6 separate regions of the Mus musculus genome follow, and all the other regions are linked to region 3. Evidence: chromatin loops called from intact Hi-C (ENCODE). Cell type or tissue: gastrocnemius. All regions are shown on one strand. Region 1 holds the start of Trim44 (tripartite motif-containing 44). Region 2 has its middle 29 kb from the start of Gm34268. Region 3 holds the start of Fjx1 (four jointed box 1). Region 4 overlaps Ldlrad3 (low density lipoprotein receptor class A domain containing 3). Region 5 has its middle 19 kb from the start of Commd9. Region 6 overlaps Ldlrad3 (low density lipoprotein receptor class A domain containing 3).

What was found. A loop is a pair of places that touch in the nucleus more often than their neighbours do. Peaks named below come from ENCODE experiments on the same cell type or tissue, not always from the same donor. Only the 100,000 strongest peaks of a DNase experiment are listed, where the experiment ranks them.
Region 1: a loop joins it to region 3, with 2.1 times the contacts of the local background. A loop is called at or near these places in 17 of 42 quality-filtered maps.
Region 2: a loop joins it to region 3, with 3 times the contacts of the local background. A loop is called at or near these places in 2 of 42 quality-filtered maps.
Region 4: it touches region 3 in a loop (8-fold over the local background); 30 of 42 quality-filtered maps call a loop at or near these places.
Region 5: a loop joins it to region 3, with 11 times the contacts of the local background. A loop is called at or near these places in 32 of 42 quality-filtered maps.
Region 6: a loop joins it to region 3, with 5 times the contacts of the local background. A loop is called at or near these places in 12 of 42 quality-filtered maps.

Annotation. Positions count from the first base shown.
Region 1 is chr2:102,398,387-102,402,386 of GRCm38, forward strand. It overlaps Trim44 (tripartite motif-containing 44), which reads right to left and starts at 2,514. Exons shown (of 5, transcript NM_020267.2): 1 at 1,627-2,514. The coding sequence starts at 2,298. In gastrocnemius, no CTCF peak of the experiment used is centred here; DNase peaks (open chromatin) are centred at 1,736, 2,335 and 2,674; H3K4me3 peaks cover 3,343 bases; H3K27ac peaks cover 1,721 bases.
Region 2 is chr2:102,216,418-102,220,417 of GRCm38, forward strand. No RefSeq gene overlaps it. Among named protein-coding and RNA genes, the nearest start is that of Gm34268, 29 kb to the right of the region's middle. In gastrocnemius, a CTCF peak has its summit at 2,172 (motif pointing left); no DNase peak of the experiment used is centred here.
Region 3 is chr2:102,451,557-102,455,556 of GRCm38, forward strand. Fjx1 (four jointed box 1) reads right to left here and starts at 236. Exons shown (of 1, transcript NM_010218.2): 1 at 1-236. The coding sequence starts at 32. In gastrocnemius, a CTCF peak has its summit at 2,031 (motif pointing left); DNase peaks (open chromatin) are centred at 269 and 2,185; H3K4me3 peaks cover 945 bases; H3K27ac peaks cover 677 bases.
Region 4 is chr2:102,086,998-102,090,997 of GRCm38, forward strand. The region is part of intron 2 of Ldlrad3 (low density lipoprotein receptor class A domain containing 3); the gene reads right to left. Among named protein-coding and RNA genes, the nearest start is that of Gm39888, 97 kb to the left of the region's middle. In gastrocnemius, no CTCF peak of the experiment used is centred here; no DNase peak of the experiment used is centred here.
Region 5 is chr2:101,903,488-101,907,487 of GRCm38, forward strand. No RefSeq gene overlaps it. Among named protein-coding and RNA genes, the nearest start is that of Commd9, 19 kb to the left of the region's middle. In gastrocnemius, a CTCF peak has its summit at 2,467 (motif pointing right); DNase peaks (open chromatin) are centred at 665, 2,490 and 3,053.
Region 6 is chr2:102,076,016-102,080,015 of GRCm38, forward strand. The region is part of intron 2 of Ldlrad3 (low density lipoprotein receptor class A domain containing 3); the gene reads right to left. Among named protein-coding and RNA genes, the nearest start is that of Gm39888, 86 kb to the left of the region's middle. In gastrocnemius, a CTCF peak has its summit at 1,702 (motif pointing right); a DNase peak (open chromatin) is centred at 1,700.

The sequences.
Region 1 (4,000 bases), 53 kb before region 3:
AGAAGTGTCTTTATAATCATGCAGACAAGAACAACCACTTGGAAAGCAGATGGTTTAACATTCGGTACTATTTCCAGTTAAATATAGAAAAATGGGTATCAGGAAGCATGACCAAGAATACTTACACCTGAGCTATTATTTGAGGGGTTTGCCACTTTGTTTTTGAGAAAGGAACCTCACATGATAGGCTGACTTCAAACTCGCTAGAGAACTGAGATTGACCCTGAACTCTGATCCTACTGCACTCACCTGTGGAATGCTGGAATTATAGGTATGAGCCACCTTGCTAAGTAACTATTTATAAAAGCAAGAAATTCCAGAAGCTGAAAACAAGTCAGATTTCATGTACACAGTGATTTTTGGCATATCTATAAAATGGAATTCAATACACCAATGAAAAATAAATCACAGGCAGTCAATGAATGAATTGCACAAATGTCTTTAAAAAAAGAAAAACAAACAAACTCAAAACACTGCGTGTCAATAATGTAAAAACCGTAATGTCAATTCAAGTTTAGAGATGCATACAAATGCTGTAAACACAAAGATAACCAAGAAAACTGTTAGTCCAAAGGTCAAGAAAATGGCTACCAAAACACAGTTATAACTGGAGTTATGAAATGTCAATATTACTAATAATAGTAGTCAGTAATACCTCTATTAATTACTAATAATACAATTAGTAATAATAAGTACTAATAATGATTTCTGGTCTGGGTGGAGGTCTCAGGAGTATTTGCTCTGTGATTATTTGTTAAGCTATATATTTTGTACACTTCTGCATGTGTACTTCTCATAATAAAAGTAGGAATAAAGGAAATATTAATACACAGTATTTTCATTATCAAAATAGTAGTTATTTTGAGGCCAGCAGTTGTAAGACTGCATAGGGAAACAAAAGCCATAACAGACGTTTACCAAACACTTATTACTTAATGAACACAGAAAAGCTGTTCTATCAATGTTAGCCATCGCTGTATACATAGAAGGCAACCCAAATGCAATCAATATTTACTAGATGTCTAATGCTGACAAAAACAGGGCCAAGCTGAATACATCCAAATCTAGCCAGTGAACATAAAAGCCTCCATCTCCACACCAATGTAGCCTACCAGCTATACTTGTTTCCTACCAAGTCTCAAACAACAAGGAACCTAAGACAACTCAAGACACACACCACAACACCTGTACCGCCACTTTCCGAGTCTTCTACTAGAGGAACCAGCTCCTTGGTTTTGTCAAAATCACCGTTTCTTTCTCATGTTTTCCAAGTGGGCTGAGTTACCATAGCAAGAGCCCTAAGTCAAAACACTTATCCTAACAACGGTGATCATGTATAGAAATGGGCCTAAATGGCGTCACAGTTCTCAAGGAATGGCCTATCTGAATTCCAGGGAGAAGTAATTTGCAAACTGTCAGAAACTATACTCAAGATTTTCTGTGTTCTTGTATGTTCACAGATGAGAACTGACAACTTGACAATTTCAACCAAAATGGTAGACTAGGCACGGCTTCCAACATGGCGACTCGTCTTGTTGATACATGAAAATGAATGTGGTCACAGCTAGGCTATCTGAAATCGGGGATCCTGTTCCCCTTAGACATGTCTGAATGCCCGATACTCACTCTCAGTTCTTCGAAGGCTTCGTCCAGCGTGGACAGCTGGTGGCCCCGGTGAGCCCCAATGACTGGACACAGGACACAGATGAGCTGCCTATCTTCCTGACAATAGGTGCTCAAATCCAGCCCATGGTCTGGACACTTCCTCTTGGCCACTCTCTCCGCTTCCATCTCTATTTCGGGGTCAAATTCGCTTTCTGCCTCAGTTTCTCCTTCTGCCTCTGATTCCCCTTCTTGGTTGTCTTCCTCCGCCTCGCTCTCCTGCTCATCCTCCATCTCTTCCTCGCTGTCTTCTTCACTCTCCTCGTCACTCTCATCCTCACTGTCTTCCTCGGTCTCGCTCTCTTCTTCCGACTCACTGTCTACCTCCGTCTCGCTCTCTTCTTCCCCGACCTCGCTCTCTACCTCCCCCTCGGCCTCCCCTTTGGCCTCGCCGTCTTCGGGGAGCGCGTCGTCTCCCCCGCTGGCCGGCGGAGTCCAGGCCTGGGCGCCATGGACGTAGGCAGCCAGGCGGTGGCTGAGGAACTTCTGGCGATGCGCGTCGGCGTGGCGGCGGCAGTAGCAGAAGCCGCAGTCGCGGCACACCTCCTCCGCCCCGGGCGCCTCGTCGGGTTCGCACTCGTCACACGTGCCGTCGGGAGGCAGCTCCTCGCAGGCCGCGCCCACTCCGGAGGCCATGTGGCTGCAGGGACGAGGCCGAGGCCTAGCGGCTGGCGTGCTCTCCGCCTTCAGCGCGGAGCGCCTTCCTCACGCAGGCCCGCTTACCCCCGGGGTCTGGCCGGCCGCCCCGCCTGGGCCGCGCCGCTGCGCTGCGCCGCGCCGCGTCTGCAGCTGCTGAGGCCTGAGGGCCCGGCCAGCCGTCAGCGCTGGGCCTGGCGCCCGCTCGGTCTCTTCGCCGCGCGCCGCGCCCGCGCCCCGTCCCTCGCGCGCCACTTCCGGCGCGGCAGCCTGCGCCCCGTCGGCCCCTGCGCCGCGCAACCCGGCCTCCGTTGCCCGGCAAGATCGCGGCCGCCGCGGGCCCACGCCGCCCCGGTTCCACTTTACCCACGCCGTCAGCGGCCTCCTTTCACTTCCTGAGTCACTTAAAGCGGCAAGGACCCTTTTCTGCGTTTTCCCGCGGGGCTGAGCATCCCCCCCGGAAGGAGAAGCTCGAGCGCAATCTCTCCTCGCAGAGCAGGGCGACGGGCCCCGCCTCTCCCACGCCCTCCCTGGAGGTGTCAACCTGACCGAAAACCACTAGCCTGCGGTCCCTGCGGACTTATGTCACTCTGGAGACACTGTCCCCGCCCCATCACAGCCCCCGGATTTTCAAGGGGCCAAGGCCCCAAGGCTCTTTATCACACCGAACCTGCCCGCCTGGGATTTCCATAAAGCCCCCAAAAGGGCTGTGTGTGTTCTTCTAGGCTACTGAGGTCTCAGTCTGACTGAGCAAACACGCAACATTTTTGATCCAAAGCAATACTGTGCCTTGTGTGTTTGCAAAGTCTATTTGCATCCCGGCCTCCTAGGGGTTCAGAATCTCTGAGTAATAGCTGTGTCAGGTGAAGGGAGGTGAGGGGGATCATAGTTTTGAAGTGAGATGCCAACTCCCAGTCACTAACTGGTCACTCTAGATTCCAAGCCGACACCAAGAGAAAGGAAAGCGGTTGATACACATTAAACAATGTTAAAGTGCCCCAGACCGTGCTAGATCTTCTTGTGGTGTTTTCAAAGCCTGATTTTAGAACTTTATCCACTAGAGTCCCCAAATCCTAAGGCCACCACTTAGGTTTGGTAATCATGGACAAATTACTTCATCTTTCTGTTTTAAAAACCACCCCCCCCCAAAGACAACAACAACAAACAAACAAAAAACACCAAACTCTGTAAAATAGAAATAATAGCAATATCTCCTTCGTGGGGATTTGTGGATTAAATGTAAAGGAGTCTGTACAGAAGTGATCAGTAAGCTTTATTAATTTTAGCATAATTTATAATGCTGACAATGACACTTCAAAGGTCATTTCATACCTTAAACATAAGACATTTTTGGTGGGCTGCTGGTAATGTAGCCATCCCCTTCTCTACCATCTATGGTTGTCTCTCCAGTAACAGAAAAAAAAATGTATTTGAGAGAGAAAGGAGGACATTTTGCTCTAGTGGGGCAGAGGAAAGTGGATTACAGAATGGAAAATAGCTAGGCATGTGATGCACACTCTCAAGCACTTGCGAGGCAGAGACCAGTGGGTCTCTTAGTTGGAGGCTAGTACCTTCGACTTAGGGGTTCCAAGACAGCCAAGGAAACATAGATTCTATCTTTGAGAGGAGTGGGGGTGGGGAGAAGGGAAGGAGAAAGAGATGAATGGTCTGATTTCTTTAAATAAGAGTGCTAGGATTTCCA
Region 2 (4,000 bases), 240 kb before region 3:
GACTCACATGAAAGGGAATCCACCTGCCCTCTCTTGCAATCTGACCTTAGCTTTACAAGGAGGTGTTCCTACATGAGTCTCTGGATATTGTACTAAGAATGTCACATGTCATTAACACAGTTCAATTTTGCAACCTAACTGATTAAAAACCTAATTCATTTGCAAATGTAACTTTTGGCATGTGCATGAGCATCTTCTCAAAACATATTAGAGTTGCCATTGACAGATGGTCCTAGATAGGTCTGAGAAGGCTGTTGACAGATATCTCACAGCAGATCTGATTAAACTGACAGATCAGAGGAAAGTCCTATGGGAAATGTCTCCACTGGCCTGAAGGCCGACAGAACAAGATGGAAGCCCTTCAGAAGAATTGCCAATAAAGACTGAAAATGGAAACAACCTTCCTGGGATGATTTGACAGTATGTATTGAGGCTTAGGAATCCATGCCCTTTGACCTTGTACTTCTCTCCTTAAATTTTAACTGAAAGTCCTGCTCAGACATGTGTGAAAATATTTATATTTAAAGACCATTCACTGCAGTACTGCATACAGAATACAGAAGAACTGGATCACCCACAGCCTCATTGTATAGGACAGTTTTCCCTATAGAGAACAGTTGGGCACCCCAGCCATGGTCTCCATATCTATACATTCAACAAACTTTACATAGAAAATGTAGTCTGGTTACTGACGGTTGCTTTTGTACTGAACAAACATAGACAAAATGTTTTTTAAACATTTCATGACTCACTAAGTTCTATGACATAAATACTCACACAGCTTTTATGTTGCATTAGGTGTTGTATGACATCTAAAGACAATATAAGATAGTCTAATGAGTATAAATACCATAAATGAGGAGGCCCACAGGCTATACCAAAGGCTACTACTGTAGTTAAGAGCACTTAGCTGCTCTTCCAGAAGACCAAGAGTTACTTCCTAGCACCCGTGTAGAGCAGCTCACCTCCACTCCAGCTCCAGGGGATCTGAAACCCCTCTTGTGGCCTCTGAGGGCTCCCTCACTCATATGAGCAGACACACTAAAAACACATATCCCGAGGGGTCTATCCTGCCTAGATAACAATGGATGGCTACATATTCACAGTCATACTTCCTATGACTAAAAGAAAACACGGGTGTGATGGTTGGAATGATAATGCCCCCCACCCCTGGAAGACTCATATATTTGAATGTTTGGTCCCTAGTTGGTAGAAGGATTAGAAAGTGTGGCCTTGTTGGAGAAGGTGTGTCACAGGCATCTGGTATTGAGGTTTCAAAAGCCCACCGCACTCCTAGTTAGCACACTTGCTCCCCCCTCCCCCTACCCCTCCCCCACTTTGTCTCCCCCTGTGTCAGTTCCATGCCTGCCTTCCTGCCTGCTGCTGCCATGCTACCATGATAGTCATGGACTAACCCTCTGAAACTACAAGTCTACAGGTTTTCATGCACGTGTGGGTTAGAGTATAGATGCCAGCGGTCAACCTCTCATGTCTTCCTTAATCATGCTTTACCCTGTCTGTCTGTCTGTCTGTCTGTCTGTCTGTCTGTCTGTTTGTTTTTGAGACTGTCTCCCACTTCTCCCTGATTGGGCTAGGCTGCCTGAGCAGGGAGCTCTAGGCATTCACCTGTTTGCACGCCCATGCCTTAGCATTAAGATGAAAAGTTTGAGACCCCACCAGGAGGAAACCAGCAGAGCAAGGGGAGGAGGCCACATTGGGGTGAATGCTCCCCAGAAGGACACATGAGTCAGCTTGAGAGACAGTGTACCACAGGAGTCTTTAGAAGCCTGAAAATTCAATATTTATAAATCAAATCAGAACAAGTGCAGAAAGTAGATTTGCTGTCTTCTACAAAGCCGAGCCCTGGTCTTGTTTTCACAGGGCCTCTGTATACAGCTCAAGTCAAAAGTGTACTTTCATTAGAGAATTATTGTGGTTCTTTAAAGAAACAGCTCTGGAAATATTTTATGAAGTTACCAGTCAAGGTCAAGAGAACTCATAGACTTGACAACAGGAAGAGAAAGGACACCTGTGTCTGTGTCTAGACCAGTAATTCTCAATGTGGAGTAATTTTGCCCATCAGGGGACATTTAATAATGTCTGGAGATTTTCTGGTTGTTTGTTTGAGGTGATGGGGAGTGATGCTGGCATCTAGTGGGTAGAAGGCAGAAATGTTGCTCATGTCCAACAGGGTTCAGAATACCATCCTACAGCAAGGTGTTAGATAACTGACCCAAGGAGTCATTGCCAAGGTTGGGAAGCCCAGTCTAGACAGTGTCAAGGATTTAGGAAGAAATTACCAAACATCAGGATATGGAGGAGGCTCAGAGGATAAGGGCATGTGCTAGGAAAGAATGAAGACCCAAGTTTGGATTCCCAGCACTCCTGTAAGAAGCCAGGTTTGTCCACGCCTGTCTGTAACGCCAGAGCCCTAAAGGGTAAGGCAGGAGTCCTGTCTTTAGAACTTGCTAACCTCCATTCTAGTTTCCAGTCCAGCAGGAGGTTTTATCTCATGAGAATAAGTCAGAAAGTGATATCCTGCCCATAAGCAGGTCATTTGATATTCTCATTTGACTGCACACACACACAACACACACACACACACACACACACACACACACACACACACACACACACACACTGTGATGGTTTGAATGAGAATGTCTCCTGTAGGCTCACATATTTGAATACTTGGCTCCCGGTTGATGGTGCTGTTTGAGGAAGTTCTGAGACGGTGTGTTCTTGTTGGCGGAAGCACGTCCCTGGGATAGATAGGCCTTGAGAGTTCATAGCTTGCCCCACTTCCAGGTGCTCTCTGCTTCGTGTTTGTGGTTGAAGCTGCTTCCTTCTCCTGCTGTCAAACCTGCTCTTTGCTGCCAGACTTCCCTGGCACCATGGATTCTGGACTGGAACCATAAGCCAAAATAAACTCTTCCTTCTGCACGTTGCCTTGACCGCGGTGTTTTATATCTCTCTGTCTCTGTCTCTGTCTCTGTCTCTCTCTCTCTCTCGCTCTCTCTCTCTCTCTCACACACACACACACACACACAGAGAGAGAGAGAGAGAGAGAGAGAGAGAGAGAGAGAGAGAGAGAGAGATTGATTTGTCAATCTGTACTCTGGCAATGAAGGAGAAGGTAGGAGCTGTTGAGGGATGGGTTGACTTCTCTAGGTCTCCATACAATTGATGGAAGACTGGGTAGAGAAGGATGGATTCCACAAACATATGTTGTTGGTTTGGAATATATAACAACTTAATGAAAAAATTAAATTCACTAAGCTCAGGTTGGTCTTAACTCATGACCTTTTGCCTCAGCATCTTGATTAACTGGAATTACACGACTTCCCCACTCTGTCTGGCTTAAGATCTAGACTTAACTGGAATTTATATAAGAAAACATCCAATCTGGCAAACTTCTTTTCCTCCTCTATATACAAGGAGAAAGGAACAAAATAGGGAGAGGAAAAGGCTCATTTCAAAAGCTTGAGAAGGGTCGTAGGGCAAAGTATGAATTCTACCTGAGTCCCATTATGTTTTGCTTTCTTTTTCTCCAGACAATAGGAATCGGGGTCCAGGCAGACTGACCTGCTACTATCAGAAATGCTTTCGATTACAATTTAGGGTAAGCTATGCTTCTGAAACCAGGAAACTCGACACATTCTTTTCAACACGCTTTCCAGTATCAAGGCTTGGTGGGAAAAGGATTTTCTGGTTAGCTCTGAGATAACCTGGAATCTCCCATTCCCTAGGACATTTTGACTAATAGATATTTTCCTGTAGTCTGTATTCTCGGAGACAGCCTCAACCTTGGCAAGGCTTATAGGAAGTGCCCCTGACAGTGTTTAACACTCAAATCCAAATGTCTTCTTTCTGCTCTTTCCATCTGGAACACTGCAATGAATTAAACAAGCCTGTAACATCTCTTTGTAATAAAGGAAAACAATTCAACCGTGAGGGTTTTTCTTTTGTTAAAATCTAAATGTAACAAACCATTCAATAG
Region 3 (4,000 bases):
GCGGCGGCGGCGCCCCGCATCTTCCTCCCCATGCTCCTGCCGGCGCGCCGGTGCCACCGCCGCCGCTTCAAGCCAAGCCCGGGCGCCCGGGTGCGGGCGGCGAGGCGGGCCCGGCTGCTAGCTGGCTCCGGGGCTTCGGGTGCCGGAGCCCCATCGCGGCCGCGGAGCGCTGCGGGGCTCTGGCCAGCGCTCTGCCCCGGCGCTGGGAACTCGCCTCCCCGTGGCTTCCCAGCAGCTTTTGTATTTCGCTGTGAGACCCTCCGGCGGGCGCGATTCACAGGCGCCCGGACCACGTGGGAGCGAGGGGGATCCCCCTCCCCCTCCTCTGCCGCCTCTCCCCGCCCCCCACTCCCCCGCCCCTTCCCTTCCTCTTCCCCTTAAAGCGGCAACCGATCCTTCCAGGAGCGAGAGGTGGCCCCACGTTCTGTCCCGGACTTCGGGGCGGGGAGGAGGCTGAACTGAGGGCGTCCGTGCGGGGGCGTCGGAGCGGGGGCGGGGGCAGAGACCAATTGTAGGGCTTGGGAGTAGCGGCGTGTCCGGTGCTCTTGTTGGGAGTGGGATGATCCCCTTGTACCCTCCTTTGGACTGTGTCTGATCTGAAAACTTCAGACAGCCCCCCACCGCAGTACAGGCAGGGGTCAGGGTGAGTCCTTTTGCTACCTCACTTGGTGTGATTCACGCTGGCTTATGTAAATTCCCCGGAAAGTCTCGAGCCCTAGAGGATGTGACTCCAGCTGGGAGAGGAACCATCTGTAGCCAATGACTTTGAACCCATAACCTCTCTCCAGATGCAAGCTCCCCGGTATGGATCATTGCAGGCTTGAGAGCAATGAGGTTAACTTCTGTGACTTTTCTCAGGGATGCTTGGAATTAAACCTTGCTGTGCAAGTTGGACAGCCAAGTCAGGTCCCCTGGTCGCATGCCACTTGGCTTTCCCATTTTAAAGAAAGTTCAATATGTAGAGATAGGGATATCTAGATAGATATAAACACTTATTGTCAACATTCTCACCTTGTTTTTAAGTTGTCATTTAGTCAGTCACTTTATTCCCAATTATAAATTTCTCCCAAACAAAGGAAAATAAACAATTGTTTTACTAGTTTAGTGTAAAGGAAAAAGGACTAGTGGGAAGTGGGGCAGTGAAGAAAAAAACAAACCAACACATTATAAAAACTGATGCATCTTCCTCCAGACTTTCTTGGATTTAATTTACCAGCAAATCTCTTGGAAACAAACTGAATCTTTCCTTTCCCTTCTTGTATCCCATATTTCAAACTGGAGATTCTTAGTCATAAGATCAGAGCCGTGAGGGGTCCTGAGAGCCAGAGCTGGCACTGCCAGGGAACTGTCCCAGGACAGTACGTATGCTAAGCAGGTTCTCTTCTGACTCCTCCCCGAGTCCTACAGCCAGAGTTTAAAATCGGTTTCTTTCACATTGTGTGTGTGTATGTGTGTGTGTGTGTGTGTGTGTTTCCTTTCCCTATATTCCTCTCCTGGGAACACATGCGAGGTTTCAGCTGGGCTACATCTGCCTGTGCTGTGTATATTTATTCTGGAGTTATAGGGTAGACAATGTAAAATGTTTGTGACAGAGTAGATACATTAACCTTCCAAAACATGGCTGACCCAAGGCATACACCTTCCTGGGTTTCTTTCCCACTGGTACCTTGTGTGCCACCTGAAAGTGTGGGGTCTTTCTTAAATGTGTTCCCAACCACGGGGCTTCTTGTAGTGCTTATCTGATAAAAGGATTACAGTGCCTTCCATATGGATCCAGTACAATATATTAATTCATTAAAAAGTTTTTTTTTCTTGCCTCATGCAAGCTTCCCCCTGTCTTTCCCTAGAGAGCAGGGACTGTCTCTTATCAAATTTTTATTTCATATACCAGCTAATATAGTATATTACATGAAATAAGAACTGGATTCATTGAATTTAATTTTTGTCTTTTGATGTAACTTTTAGGTGTTTTTTTCCCCCTGCATTGAGTTTAGTGTGGGCAAACTGTAAGCAAGATCTCCACCTTGTGGGCATAATCAGAATATCCTCTAATTAGAGAACTACATTTTATAGTGGTGATTAAGTTAAACTCAGAACACTAAATGCCACCGTGGGCCAAGTTATGTCCCGAGGGCAGCGGGGCAATTCACAGTGCTTGGTGACTCTGTGGTTTTGGCTCTTGGCAGAATCTGTGACTGTGTAGTGCCTAGTGACCCACTATGGTACCCTGCATGGGGAGTTCTCTTGCCCACTGTGTAACAGTGGCCAGGGCACAAAGCCTGGCACTGAGCGCATATTCAGCAATGATGCAATGATTCACCTAGAACGAGATGAAGCTTTTCAAGTAGCATCATCACGTTTGTTTGTTTGTTTAAATATCTCACTGCTACAGGATACAAAGAAACTTTTCTCTCAAGTTCTTAAAAGGAAAAAATAATATTGGTGAGGGACTGAATGTGAGGGGAGCAAGATTATTAGTCTGGGAAAGTCCACTTTAATACCAGCCACTCCAAGTTCCAGACTCTCACAGTCACACTAAGGGTACTGATGAAAGGAGGCGTGAAGAGCCAGGCTAAGATCTCATGTCTCAGATGATGAGTGGACTTCATGTTTGAGCCCCAGAACCAGACTTAGCCCTAGGCCCGAGTGTACTCATGACCAGGATGAGATGTATGAAGCGCTTTAACAGTCAAAATGCAGAACTGCAGAAAACAGAGGGATAAGCTAGAGAAAGCAAGCACACACACACACACACACACACACACACACACACACACACACACACAAACACACCCTGCAGAGTGGTATGCCGTTTGAGTTATAGCAATGTTTGATTATTTTAGACAGTGTTTATAGAACCTGCCTCTGCTTTCCTGCTAGCTGACTGCCCTTGTAGCTCCTTAGATTTGAAGCCTGAAGACAGCAAGCACCCCTGCATTCTCTGGGGCTCTGAGATGGGGAAACATCATCTCTTTAGACCTTCAGCAGTTGCGTAGGGATCCCCAAATAAGAACCTATTTTCTCTTTTAAGAATCTCTTAGTACTCCTTAAGCTTAGACCTCCAATATATTCACAGTTGCCTGAAGTCCTGTGTGAACAATGGTCAGGCTCACAGAACCACACTTTCTGGGCAACTTAGGAAAGGTGGCACGAGCGCTGGGAGCCAAGAGTGAGGCTCGAGGTTGAAAGGCTTTCCATTTTCTGACTTGTTCCTTGGGCTAGTTTTTATCTCCCATGCATTTCAATTTCTCAACTTGAGAAATGAGGATAATAAATCGCGCCAAACTTACAGGTTGTTATGCAGCTCAGGTGAAATATTAACGGTAACCATAACAACAGCATTAGCAGACTCTTACTAAGTCCTTACTTCTTCTGGGCGTGGTGTGGGACTCAGCCCAGTATGGGCTTTATTAATCCATGTAGCCCTCCAAGCAAATATTATCCTTGTCTCACCATTAGAGATGGCAAGACAGAAGCATAACCAGAAAGTTACTGGCCTGATGTCACATGGCTGCCAAGTGACAGAGTTAAGGCTCTGGCACCTTTTGTGCATTATAAATGGTAGAGGCAATGTTAAGTATAAAGATGGTTGCATTAAATCAAAGATTCAACTCAAATTAAGCTTTCCTTGAAGCATGCTTTAGGGTTCCTAGTGAGTGAAATGGTGATGGGCTCTCTCTGTAGTCCTGGCCGTAGGCAGACACTCATCATGTGCTTGGCTCTAGTGAACCTCCAGGCAGCTTTAGGCAACCCATTCCTTGCTGCATCTCCACCTGGCCTCCTTCATTCTGATTTTTGCTGAGTTACATACTCTTCTCAAAGACAGAGATGCCCAAGTGCACTTTTTTTTTTGATATTTCTACAAAAGTAAGAGAAAATGTGTTGGTGCCCACAAGTCAACCCCTCCTTCCAGGAGATGGAAGCAAGATTGTAAGTTTAAGGCCAGCCTGAGTTAAATGGTGAGACCCTGTCTTAATAATAAAGCAAGACACTCCAAAAT
Region 4 (4,000 bases), 360 kb before region 3:
GCACAGCCTCAAAATTCACATCCACACTCATGTCCTCAATCAACTCTGGGGTCCCCACATTCAAGTTCAAAGTTTAGCTCTGCTGCCTTCTAACCACATGGTCTTCTACAAGATCGTAAATTTCAGCACCTGGTCTCCTCAGCTGCAAAATGAAGACAATAAACATGGTATCCTAGCACCCCACCCCATCTCCATAGCCCTATGGTGGAGACTGTATGTAAGGAGAGTATGCCGTGCAATTCCCACACTCCACCATGGGTATACACTATTAACACTTCCCACACTTCCCTCGCTGTACAATGATGGCTCTCACTGGGCACTGTTCTAAGCATTGTGGATGGAACCCTGTACAAGGCAAGAGAGGACTTAACTCTCAAGGAGCTTTCACAGAAGTCGGAAAGAAAGTGGGGAGGAAGGCAGGCAGACCCAGTGCTGAGTGCTATGAGGTGCTGTAATACCATGTGACAGTGGCTGTGAGGCTAATTTGGATGATAAGGACAGGGACATCTGAGTCAGAAGCCATTACCATGAGACCTATAAAAGTGAAAGACACAAATATGCCAGACAAGCGAGGACAGGAGACACACCTAAAGTGGAAACTTTTAAAGGGTTCTTTGGAGAGTCAGTTGTTTTAGACGGTGTTTTGCTGGGGCAAACACAGGAAGGAGTGTTTTCCTGAAGTGGACACAGGTGAAAGACTAAGGCAGACTCCTGAAGGAAGATTTCACTGAAGCAGACACAGGAGAAAACACGTTTTGCCAAAGCAAGCACGTGAAAGAACACGTGATGAAGGACTCTTTGCTAACAACATGCATGTATTGGTCCGCCTTACATTGTGTAGCTGAGCTCCATTTTCAGGACTCCACAGAGAGAAATGTTCTAAAAAAAACTTCTGGTAGCATGCTGTGGCTTTTTTGCCACTTCTGTGGACTCAGACTGATTGGCAGAGTGATGTCAGTTGAAGGCCACATGATGTTTGGAGGCTGTGTAAATAGAATGTGGCTAACAGTGACTGGGGCTGACTAGGCTTGCTTGTAGAGCTAGCTGTGCAATGCTTCTTAGTTGCTCATCTTCGCTGACCTTCGCTGAGAGAGGCACACCTCCTGGCCCCTCCTGTTAACTCCTCTGGAGGCTGAGGCCTGGCGGTCTCTGCTAAGAAGTGCCACCGCTGCTGATTTGTGTTTGCTATCCCAACTCTACTGAACGGGACTGCAGGTGTAAACATGAAGTGTTTGCAAGTGGATCGAGCTGCCACTGCTGACCCGTGAACTGAACTGCCGATTTCCAGACAACTCAGACAGGAGTTGCTCCAAAAACCATTTCTAAACAGGTCCACTTTCCCTGTATCCTTTCTTTTTCACTAACTCTGATGGGTGGTGGGATAAAGGGGAGGTTAAAGCATTTAAGAACCATCATTAAAAATAGGATTTGAAAAAATTAAAGTTACACACATCTCTGTGTATATCTGTGAGGACATTCCCAGGCAGGTATAATTGAAGAGAGAAGATGCAACTGAATATGGGTGGAACCATCCCACGGTCTAGGCTTAGGTCATTTAAAGGAAAGGAGGGGTAAGCAAGAAGCACTGTTCTCATCTCTCTCTGCTTGCTCACTTCAGATACAGTGTGACCGACTGGTCACCTCCTATTCCTATTGCCATACCTTCCCTGCTGTGATAGACTGTACCCTCTCAAACCATGAACCAAACAATTCCTTCCCCCATACATTGCTTTTGACAGGTCTCTGGTCACATAAATGAGAAAAACAACGAATACTGATGGACAGCTCTGGGTGGACTCTGATTCTCCAGGATGGGTTCCTCAACTCAGCCCATTAGGGTTGGGTGATTCTTGGCTGTGCAGAGGATTCCCTGTGAACTATGGGGTTTTCCATCACTTTTAGCCCCTGCCCACTATCTACTAGCACTGGCCCTAGGAGTGACCATCGAAGCCATCTCCATCATTGTGAGATGTTAGCATCATGCCTGGCTGAAACCTACTGCTTTAGCAGTAGTGCTGGCTGAACTAGTGAAGCAGAGAGATGGTTAGGAAGAGAGAGGGCTCAAGGTTCACTCCTAAGTTCTCAACTATAACAAGGCAAGATCATCTCAAGCATCCTGAAGGCCGGCCCTCTGAGCCACTGGATCAGCTTCTGAATTCCCGCGCCAATCCATCATTCCTCCATTCACACAACATACAGCGAGTCCCAGCTGTACCAGGGATGCCAGCCTAACTTCAGAAGCACACCATGTCAAGGAGACGATCATGCACGTTTCGTACAGAGAGATGCACATGTGCTTCACAAAAGCCCCCGAGAATGAGCAGGAACAGGAAGGGAGAGATGACCCTCTCTTCTTGCAGGAATCAGGGGCAGTTTGAAAGGGATCCCCTCCCCCTGCCTTGGCAGAAAGGCACTGGCACAGAGGACAGGACATACGTAAAGAGCTGTGAGACAGGGCAGAAAGGTAGAGTATGGGAGAGGGATGCGCAGCCAGTGGGAATCACAGGGCCAGATAAGGGTGTTTTGTAAGGCACTTCAAAGCCTCACTGGATTCTATTGTGATCTGGGCCCATTGAGATTGCTATTACTTCAATTCATTATTCCTGATAATTAAAGAAAACTCAAGGCAGACATTCATGGGGAGCTCAACAGGCCTCCGCCTTGGGAATAGAAACTTCCCAGCTAAAGACTTGTTCCAATTTCAACCTCTGCCTCAATGATAAAACAAAACTTAGGGGAAGAAAGGCCTTACCCAGCACTGAGGGAAGTCGGATCGGGAACTCAAGCAGAAACAGAAGCAGAAACCATGGAGGACTGCTGCTTACAGGCTAACTCACTGCACTATGCTTAACTAGCTTTCTTGTCGACTCCAGGTCGACCTGCCTAGGGATGGTACCGCCCATAGTGGGCTGGGCCCTGAATGTTGATCTTCAAATCTCAGTCAAGACAGTGGCTGACACATATAGTCACAAGTTTAGCTGATGGAGGCAATTCTTCTCTTGAGATTTCCCCCATGGCAGGTAATTCTAGGTTGTATCCATTTGACAACAAAAGCTAACCAGGACGGCACTGTACCAACTCTGCCACATTCAAAACTATAGTCAAGAGAAGTTCAGCAGTGCATACAGGATTTCTCCATTGACAAGTGGCAAGGCCAGCCAGCATGTGCCTCAGGCTGCCTAGCTGCAGCGCTCCATGGTTTTTGTGAGGGCAGTGACTGGATCAGACATGCAGTATGGAACCCCCTGCAGCAACACTACAGTATAGAAAAGGCAGATGTCACCCAGACAGAATTATTATATGGAAAGGTTGAACCACTCCCAGAAGAACAATGGCCCAGGGAAAAAGGACTAAGAAGGAAGAGGGCAAACAAGAAAGATGGTTGGCCACCCCAGCTAATCATGGAGGGACAATGTGGTGGATCTCGCCCAGTCTGCATGAAGGGCACCTAAGGACATCACTACCTGCCCAATTTTGCCCAATTTAACAGCAGATTCCTGGGGATCCGTGCAGCAATTTCATTACTGAGAGAGATGCAAAAGCCAGGATATGGAGTATCAAAGGCACATACTCAAGTACAGCAAAGGAGAAAAGAGAGGAGCAGGCAGGAGGCCGTGGGAGAGACAAGAGGATGTGAAGAAACAATTGCAGAAATCCCAAGTCTGAGTATGGAGTGGATTTATCCAGTGAAATAGGACACTCCTATCCCCTACCTAGACCTGTGAACTAATCTTATGTGACCTGTCTTCAGTCCACGAGGGACCTCGACTATCAGAAAGCAAGGAACAGGGCAGTGTTTGTCAGAGTGGTTACAGAAACTTCCTAAGCTTCATCTGAGACTCACTGCTTATGGAAGGAAGGTCTGAGATTATTCTGATGCAGACAGCTTAGGCCCTGGGAAACACAGACTTGAGGCCTGAGGTATACAGACCTCAGACCCGCTGCAGCAGCAACCACCTGGGTTGCTATTGCACAGCCAGCCTTGCCCCAGACCTACTGA
Region 5 (4,000 bases), 550 kb before region 3:
AACCTGCTGAGACCCTACATTCCTGTTTCTCAGGTTCCTACCACCCATTGCCATTCACAAAGAACTCAATACAAGGAGCTTTATGGGTGTCTGGGAGATTGGATATTGTATTTGAATGCAATGACACTGGTGTGAGGTCACACTGAACTTAACCTGGAAAAGTCTGCATACGTCTGGTGCCCTTGCATAATCTGCTTGTATAAGGGACTTGATTGTGTTGCTGTTGTTTGCTTTGTTTGCAAGAATAGACTTGTTTTCTGGTACTATATTTCGGGTTGGGTCAATACGATTTCCGAAGAACCTCTCCCCCACTGATCTCTAAGGAGGTTCTTGCTTGGTGATTTTCTGGTCCCTTCCCCAGGGTGTGGGAATATTTGGGATGTAGACTCTGTCCATCAAAGGGTGACAATCAATCTCTGGGGTGACAGTGCTCCTGGCTGGCCACCACATTCCACTTGCACAGCACAGAGGCGAGCAGCTTAGTCCTGATCAATGTATCTGTCTCTGAGCCTGTAGATGTGCCTCACTCCAGAAAGCCAGGCTGCCTTTCCCTGCCAGGATCAACAGAGCCCCTGGGCTTTGACAGTGAGGCACCCAGAGCTCACGAGCTGCTTCAAACCACCCAGACCCCAGAGGTTGAAAAAGGAGATCAGGGCATTGAGCCAACCCCGTGCCTCTTCCTGTGTCTGCCCATGCCGCTGGATGAGGCTGTGTTGGAGTGTGTATGTGCATGTGGAGGCTGGAGCTTCCTCAGGAACTATCCAGCTCGTTTTCCGAGACGCGGTCTTGGATCATCCTTGAACATGCAAGGCAGATGGGCCAGTGAGTTTCAGGCATCTTCTTCTCTCTTCCCAGCTCTGGGATCACAAGCATGTGCCACCACCCCAGCTTCTTTACTTGAATTCTGGGGATCTAAAACCAGGTCCTTTACTATCTGAGCCATCTCCCCAACGCTGCCGATTCAGTAGCGGAAGAAAGTTTGTGATTTCCCACAGGTGACCTAAGTTTGCCTTGAGTGTGGTGACTTCCAACCCTCCTAGATCAGCCCTGCCGGCTGCCTCTGTGGATCCTGATCGTTGTCCTTTGCCTTCCGTTTCTGATGATTTTCAGTGTGAAGACAAATGGACACCCGAGTGAGCCACTCAGTGAGGTCTCTGCACACACACAGGCCCCCTGCCCAGGCACTGCTAGTCAAGCTCTCTGGCCTGCTGTTCACAAACTTCCAAGATGTGAGTCCAGTGTGGTGAGAATGTTACCACAAGCAAGGAACTCTTATTAGTTATCATTCCTTTTACATTCGTTTCTTTTGTTTCTGTTTAATTTTGTTTGTTTGTTTGTTTTGGATTTTCAAGACAGGGTTTCTCTGTATAATCTTGGCTGTCCTGGAACTCTCTTTAACTACCAGGAGGATAGCTCTGTGTGTGTGTGTGTGTGTGTGTGTTTTAAAATGATGGACTTAGTTTTATGTACATTGGTGCTTTGTCTTCATGCATGTCTGTGTGAGGGTGTCAGATTCTTTGGAACTGGAGTTACAGACAGTTGTGAGCTGCCATGTGGTTGCTGGGAATTAAACCCAGGTCCTCTGGAAGAGCAGCCTGTGCTCTTAACCACTGAGTGACCTCTCCAACCCCTTATGCTCTAATCTAGAAGCTATTGGCCGTCTAGAACTTTGAAGGTTTTCAAGCCATTAACCTGTTTTCAGCCTGTATCCACCGACTTCCAATCCTGATAATTCCTGAACATTCTTTTTGTTTGGTTGGTTTGTTTTTTGGTTTTTGGTTTTTTGTTTGTTTGTTTGTTTGTTTTGTTTTGTTTTGTTTTTCGAGACAGGGTTTCTCTGGCTGTCCTGGAACTCACTCTGTAGACCAGGCTGGCCCGGAACTCAGAAATCCGCCCGCCTCTGCCTCCGGAGGGCTGGGATTAAATGCGTGCGTCACCACGCCTGGCTCCTGAACATTCTTAACTGCATACTGATGACCTTTATACAATCCGATCTTCTTTGGTGCTCACATTTCTATGGTTTAATTCCCCCCACCTCTTTTTAAAGCAGTTTTGAGAAAAGAAAAAAAATTGCTAACGGCAGTAGTACAGGGATGGTGCCAGAGGACCCTAATCTCCACAGAGAGAGTTTGCAGGCCCTGAATGCTTGGGAAAGGCCCGAGTGGGCTTTCTCCCTCTGCCTGATCTTCCCCATTGTTTCTGTGGTCCTGCCGAATGCCTGCCTTTCTCCAGCCTCGTCCCACAGCCTGAGTACCCGGATGATGGGCAGTTCCTGTCGGTACCGAGTTTCCAGCTATAAAGTGATAGCCTGTCTCTGGGATTCATTTCATAAAAGATGTCACTGGTCACGAGGTCTTACTATCTTCTGAGGTGACTCAAAAAAACTAACTATAAGGCCTAAAATCCAAACAGGAAGGCAATCGCCGCCTGCTGCTCGGCTAGCTGCAGCTGGAACTTGCATGATAAGCCCAGCAGATGGCGCACTTGTTCTCTCGATCTCATCTGTCTTAGTAATGAAAACAAAGACCGGGAAAGGTGAGGTGGCAGCAGACCTCTCCCAGAGCCCGGGCTAGGGAGAGGCTACCTGTAAAAGAGGCCCTCAGATCCAGGCCTGTTATCTCGTTATCTCCTCAGGGCAGCAAAGGTTGGAAGAAGGAGAAGTGGTAGCAGGGACAGACTCCCAGGGACCCCTTTCAGGACTTTTCCCCTAATGCCCCGATGCATCTGCCACAGGCTAGTAAATCCAAGAATCTGTACCTTTGGACCGGCCAGACACAGCTTCGCCAAACAAGGTTTGTGCGCGGCAACCACAGGTCCAGGATTCAGCCAGCAGAGAACTTTCTGTACCATGGGTGGATAGTGGAGGCAGGATGCAGGTCTAGGGCTGCTTGAACTAAATCTCGATTTCTTCATCTGTATAAGAAAGAGATTAAGCTTAACTCTTCCTGACAGCACTGCTTGGAGGAGGTTAATTATGTATGAAGGTATCTGAGTCGGGGAGGGTGCCCATCCATGGCGGGTACATGTCTGCTCTGCGTGCTGCCTCTTCTAGGTAAGGCCCTGTGCAGAATGCCCCAGTTCTGGTGTGAAGGGGGTTTGCTGTGTTCTGACCCCCACCCCCATGGCTGGTGAGGAGCCCAGGTAACTTTCTGGACTTCCTTGCTTCGGGCTCAACAGCTTTCTCCTATTTCTGTTTTCTCCTCCTCCTCCTCCTCCTCCTCCTCCTCCTCCTCCTTCCTCCTTCCTCCTCCCCGTCCTCCTCCTCCTCCTCCTCCTTCTCCTCCTCCTCCTCCTTCTCCTCCTCCTCCTCCTTCTCCTCCTCCTCCTCCTTCTCCTCCTTCTCCTCCTCCTCCTTCTCCTCCTTCTCCTCCTCCTCCTCCTCCTCCCCCTCCTCCCCCTCCTCCCCCTCCTCCTCCTTCTTCCTGCTGCTCCCACTGTCTGACTAGAGTCTAATGGCATTCCCCTGCCCCAAATTCTTAATGGCTCCTTAATGCCCCAGAATGAAGGCTAAACTCAGAATTGATACTCAATGTCCTTCATAACCAGCTTTCCACCTACATTTTAAGCTTTTGGAACAAAATTGAAGAAATTGACTTAAATCTGAATTAACAGGGTAGAGTTCTGAGGATGGAGGGAATAGAAGTTGTTGGTAACAGGCATGGACGGGTCTGGCTACCAAGAATGGAGTCCCCCCTACTTCTCATATTATGTATTTTTTTTCTCTTGTTCTCTTACTGTGTCAGAAAGTGTCTTGCTATATAGTTCAGGCCAGCTTCAAATTCATGATTCTCCTGCCTCAGCTTCCTCTGAGGGTGTGGTGACCTGTCCTCTTGATGTGCCTTTCCTTAAGCACAGAGTCTAGGTTTTGCTAATTATTTTGTCCCTAGCAGCTAAGACAGTGTCTGCAGTTATAGATGCTCAGTCAGTACTCACTGGAATGCATGCGAGCATGAATGACTGAGAATGAATGAATGAATGAATGTCCTGAATGTGCCAAAGG
Region 6 (4,000 bases), 380 kb before region 3:
ATACACACCCAGATGGATACAGTCATTTCCAGCCTGTAAAATATCTCACTGATATACAGCTGCTGAGTCCAAAGCTATGCACAGTGTAGATTCTGGTGTCCTTTCACTCATCAACTGGTGTCCTCTGGCTATAAGGAAAGACTGCTGCCTGAGACAGACAGAGGAAGCCACGGCTCTGCACTTCTGTTAGGCTAGTCCCTAACTGTTGGACCACTCAACTCTTCTCTACCCATCTCTGTCTCCTTCCATTCCAACCTCGGAACATTTCGTTACCTGCAGAGGAGGGGACATCCGCCCGGGTCCAGGGAGCCAACCGTGCTTCTTTATCTTCCTAAGTTTGCACTTGGTACAGGACATCAGTTTTAGCTGGAATGGGTTTCCTGCTCTGCACAGATCTCCTGCAGATGCAGAGTCTCTGTCTCTAGGCTGCACACTTCCCTCTGTCTCAGAGGGCTGGTGGGTGCAGGTGCTGTCTCCTGGGGCTATCCAGTCTCCAGTGTCTTTGCAGAAGCCCTACCTCCCCATGTAGCTTTGCAAAGAGTGAGTGGGCAGGCTGCAGGCAGCAGACTCACCAGGGGCTGGGACTCCCCTCACGGTGCTTATTTCCATTAATAGCAGCCAAACATTTCAGTGAACACATAAATGGGCACAGCCTTGCTAGAGGTAGGAAATGGTTAGAATCTGTCCCTCCCCAGGGTTCCTGAGCTGACGCTGGATCTCTAGGTTGAAGTGTGAGTTTTCAGATGAGTCCTTTGGGGGGGGGAAACTATGATTAATAAAGTCATCAGAACAGGGATGCCCTGACTAAATACTGGCTGCATTACTAAGAGATGAAGAGAGCAGTAGCACATACACAGACCTTCCCTGGCTTTTACCACGTGATATCCTGGGCTATCTCAGGATGCTTTTACCATGTGATATCCTGGGCTACCTCAGGATGCTTTTACCATGTGATATCCTGGGCTATCTCAGGATGCTTTTACCATGTGATATCCTGGGCTATCTCAGGGTTCTGCCAGCAAGAAAGTTATCACCATGTATGCCTCCTCTAGAACCAGAAACATTCCAAAATAAACATCTTTTCTTCATAAAGTTACCAAGCCTCTGGTATTTTATTATAGTACCACAAAACAGACTGATATAATCCTACTTTTCCAGATTCTATTTATGTCACGCACAGAGCAGGTGACCTTATCATTCATTTCTTCCTGGAAATATCATCACACAACCAGATGCTATTCCCAAAATCACAGCCATAAAGACAGTGAGGAGCCAACCCTGACATTATTGCTCCAAATCAAGTCTAACACTGACCTCCTAGATGTGAGAGTAACTGTGAGCACCAAGCAAACTAGAGACCACTTTGTGAGCGTTCCTCATTTCAACAAGGAGGAAAATCATTTTTCCCTTGGACACAAAAGCTGTAGGCTCATATACAACTGGTTATTGTTCTAGCAAAAAGGCCCTGTTGAGTTTGAAAATCTTTATTAGTTTTACCTATTTGAAAGAATTTATACTCTACCTGTGCAATATACAAAATAGACTTAAAGGAGAAAAATCTGCCACACTGTTGGCAAATAACAAAATGTCCCTGAGCCTCCTGCTATGGATCAGGCAGAGGCATCTGGTGAGCACTGCAGAAGGCTCTGGTAGCTGAAGACAAAGGTGGATGAGGCTCTTCCTGCAATTCAAAAAGCGTCCTCAAGAGGGAGCTCATCTCAACTCCATGGAGGCTAATGCCTTAAGACTTCCAGGTATGCATGGGCTGTGATACTCCAAATGTAGCCAAGATGGAAACCCGTGCGACAGTCACAGGCTGCATCTTTACCTACTCAACTATGCATTCCACTCACATTAAGGCAGAGACTGCTCTACAGTGGTTCCGATGAGGACCCACAAGAGACAGGCAGGACATGTCTGGAGGTCTAGTGCTTGTAGAACTGAGAAATGAAGACTATTCCAAGGAAATGCAAGCGCGTGTGCCAGGGCCTGCAGGTACAAACAGTGTGGAAACGGAAGAGAACTGTGAAGGTCACAGGACTGTGCCATTTCTAGCAGTGAATGGACTTGCTATCTTTAGCTAAAAAGTATCTTAGGACATGCAAGATGGCTCAGTGGGCAAAGGCACTTGCCATGAAAGTCTAATGACCCAAGTTTGCAGCCCTGGAATCCACGAAGAGAAGAGAAAACAGAACAGACTCCTGGAAGTCATCTTCTGAAAGCCAATGCACATGTGTGCATTCTCTCTCTCTCTCTCTCTCTCTCTCTCTCTCTCTCTCACAGAACACACTTGTAATAAAGGAATAAAATAAAAATACATTTCCCTTAAGAAAAGTACTGCAAACCAGTTATAATTCAGTTCATTGTTAATGTTATCGAATGACTGCTACACAAAAGTATAAATTAGAAAGAAACCGAATTACAACATCCAGGCAATTTAAATCACTGTGAACACCTCCCGAGATGAACGCACGCATTCAGCCATCACTAACTGAAGCTCTGAGGAAAGCAAGGGGTCTGAATTTATCTCTAGATCAGGTTCCTTGGCTACTCTTTCTAAAAACGTCAAACTGTGGTTCCTTTTCAAAGTCAAAATTACATCCTGGTTGGTAGACAAGATAGCAAAGAAAGAAACCCAAGAACAGCCTGCCGGGGCTCTGCCAGAAGTCTGGGGGTGCGGTGAGAGGCCTGTCCACTGAGGCCTCAAAAAGGAAGACAAACAGCCTAGAAACTCAGGTCCACACTGATCCTGGAATCCTGTGCAAATCATTATTGCCTGCTTGTCACAACGGCTCAGCTCCACATGAAGGCTGCAGGGGACTCAAGTTCTATTGATCAGTCGTGGCCATGTATTACTCATCCCTAAAATAACATATTGGCTATTTGAGATGTGAGAGAAAGGCCAGCAGATGCAAGCTAACTGAAATAGAAATATGGAAAGAAAATACAATATGAAATAGCTTTGCTAGGAGTTGCTCTAATAGGAAAAAAAATCTTCCAAACATCTCCTCTCTTAAGTCTCAGATATGAAGTTCTCAGCCCAGAGTCATTGCCCAGGATGTAAGAAGGGATCAGGGTTCACAAAGAGTTCATAAGGTCACAAGGGATTCCAACTATATGGCAGAATCACAGAGACCCAGACAAGGCATTTACTCTCCCCTACATAACCCCATGTCCCCAACTGTATAAGAGGGGACAGGGACACTACTGGCCTCACCAGTCTGAACAGAGATTCTGGTGTTCAGACACCTGATGCCTGGGGCAGACTCATGCTCCCTGACCTGACTGGTTCTGCAGTTTGCTTACCCTGACAAAGGTGAGGAACGACCGGTGTCATCCTTTCCCAGCTTGTGGCTCTGTGCTTTGCCTTACTCAACCCCCCCCCCTTCCTTTCTTGAACTCAGAGCATGGTAGGCAAGCAAAGTACTCTACCATTGAGTTATATCCCTAGAATTTTTGGGTTGGTCGGTTAATCTTTCTGACTGTCTGACTGTCTGTCTATCTATCTATCTATCTATCTATCTATCTATCTATCTATCTATCTATCTATCTGGTTTTTCAAGACAGGGTAGCTTTGGTTGTCCTGGTACTCACTCTGAAGACCAAGCTGGCCTTAAACTCACAGAGATCCGCCTGCCTCTGCCTCCCAAGTGCTGGATTAAAGATGTGCGCCACCACACCCAGTTGTTTTTAATTTTCTTGAGACAGAGTCTCATTAAATTGCCCAGGCTGATCTTGGAACTTGTAATCTTCCTGCCTCAGCCTCCCAAGCAGCAGAATTATGAGTGTGTCCCATCAAGGCTGGTTATCATTCTGTCTTTATGTCACACAAAGGACAAGTGTGGATGTTGCAAGGAAAATAAACCATGTGGCTTTGGTAGTTAGTCAGAGCAGGGATGTAAGGATGGCATAAGGATGGTATAAGCCTGCCCAAGCTCAAACCTCATTGGCTGGGTGATGGAAGATGCACTGCTTACCTCTATGTACCTCACCTTCTGAA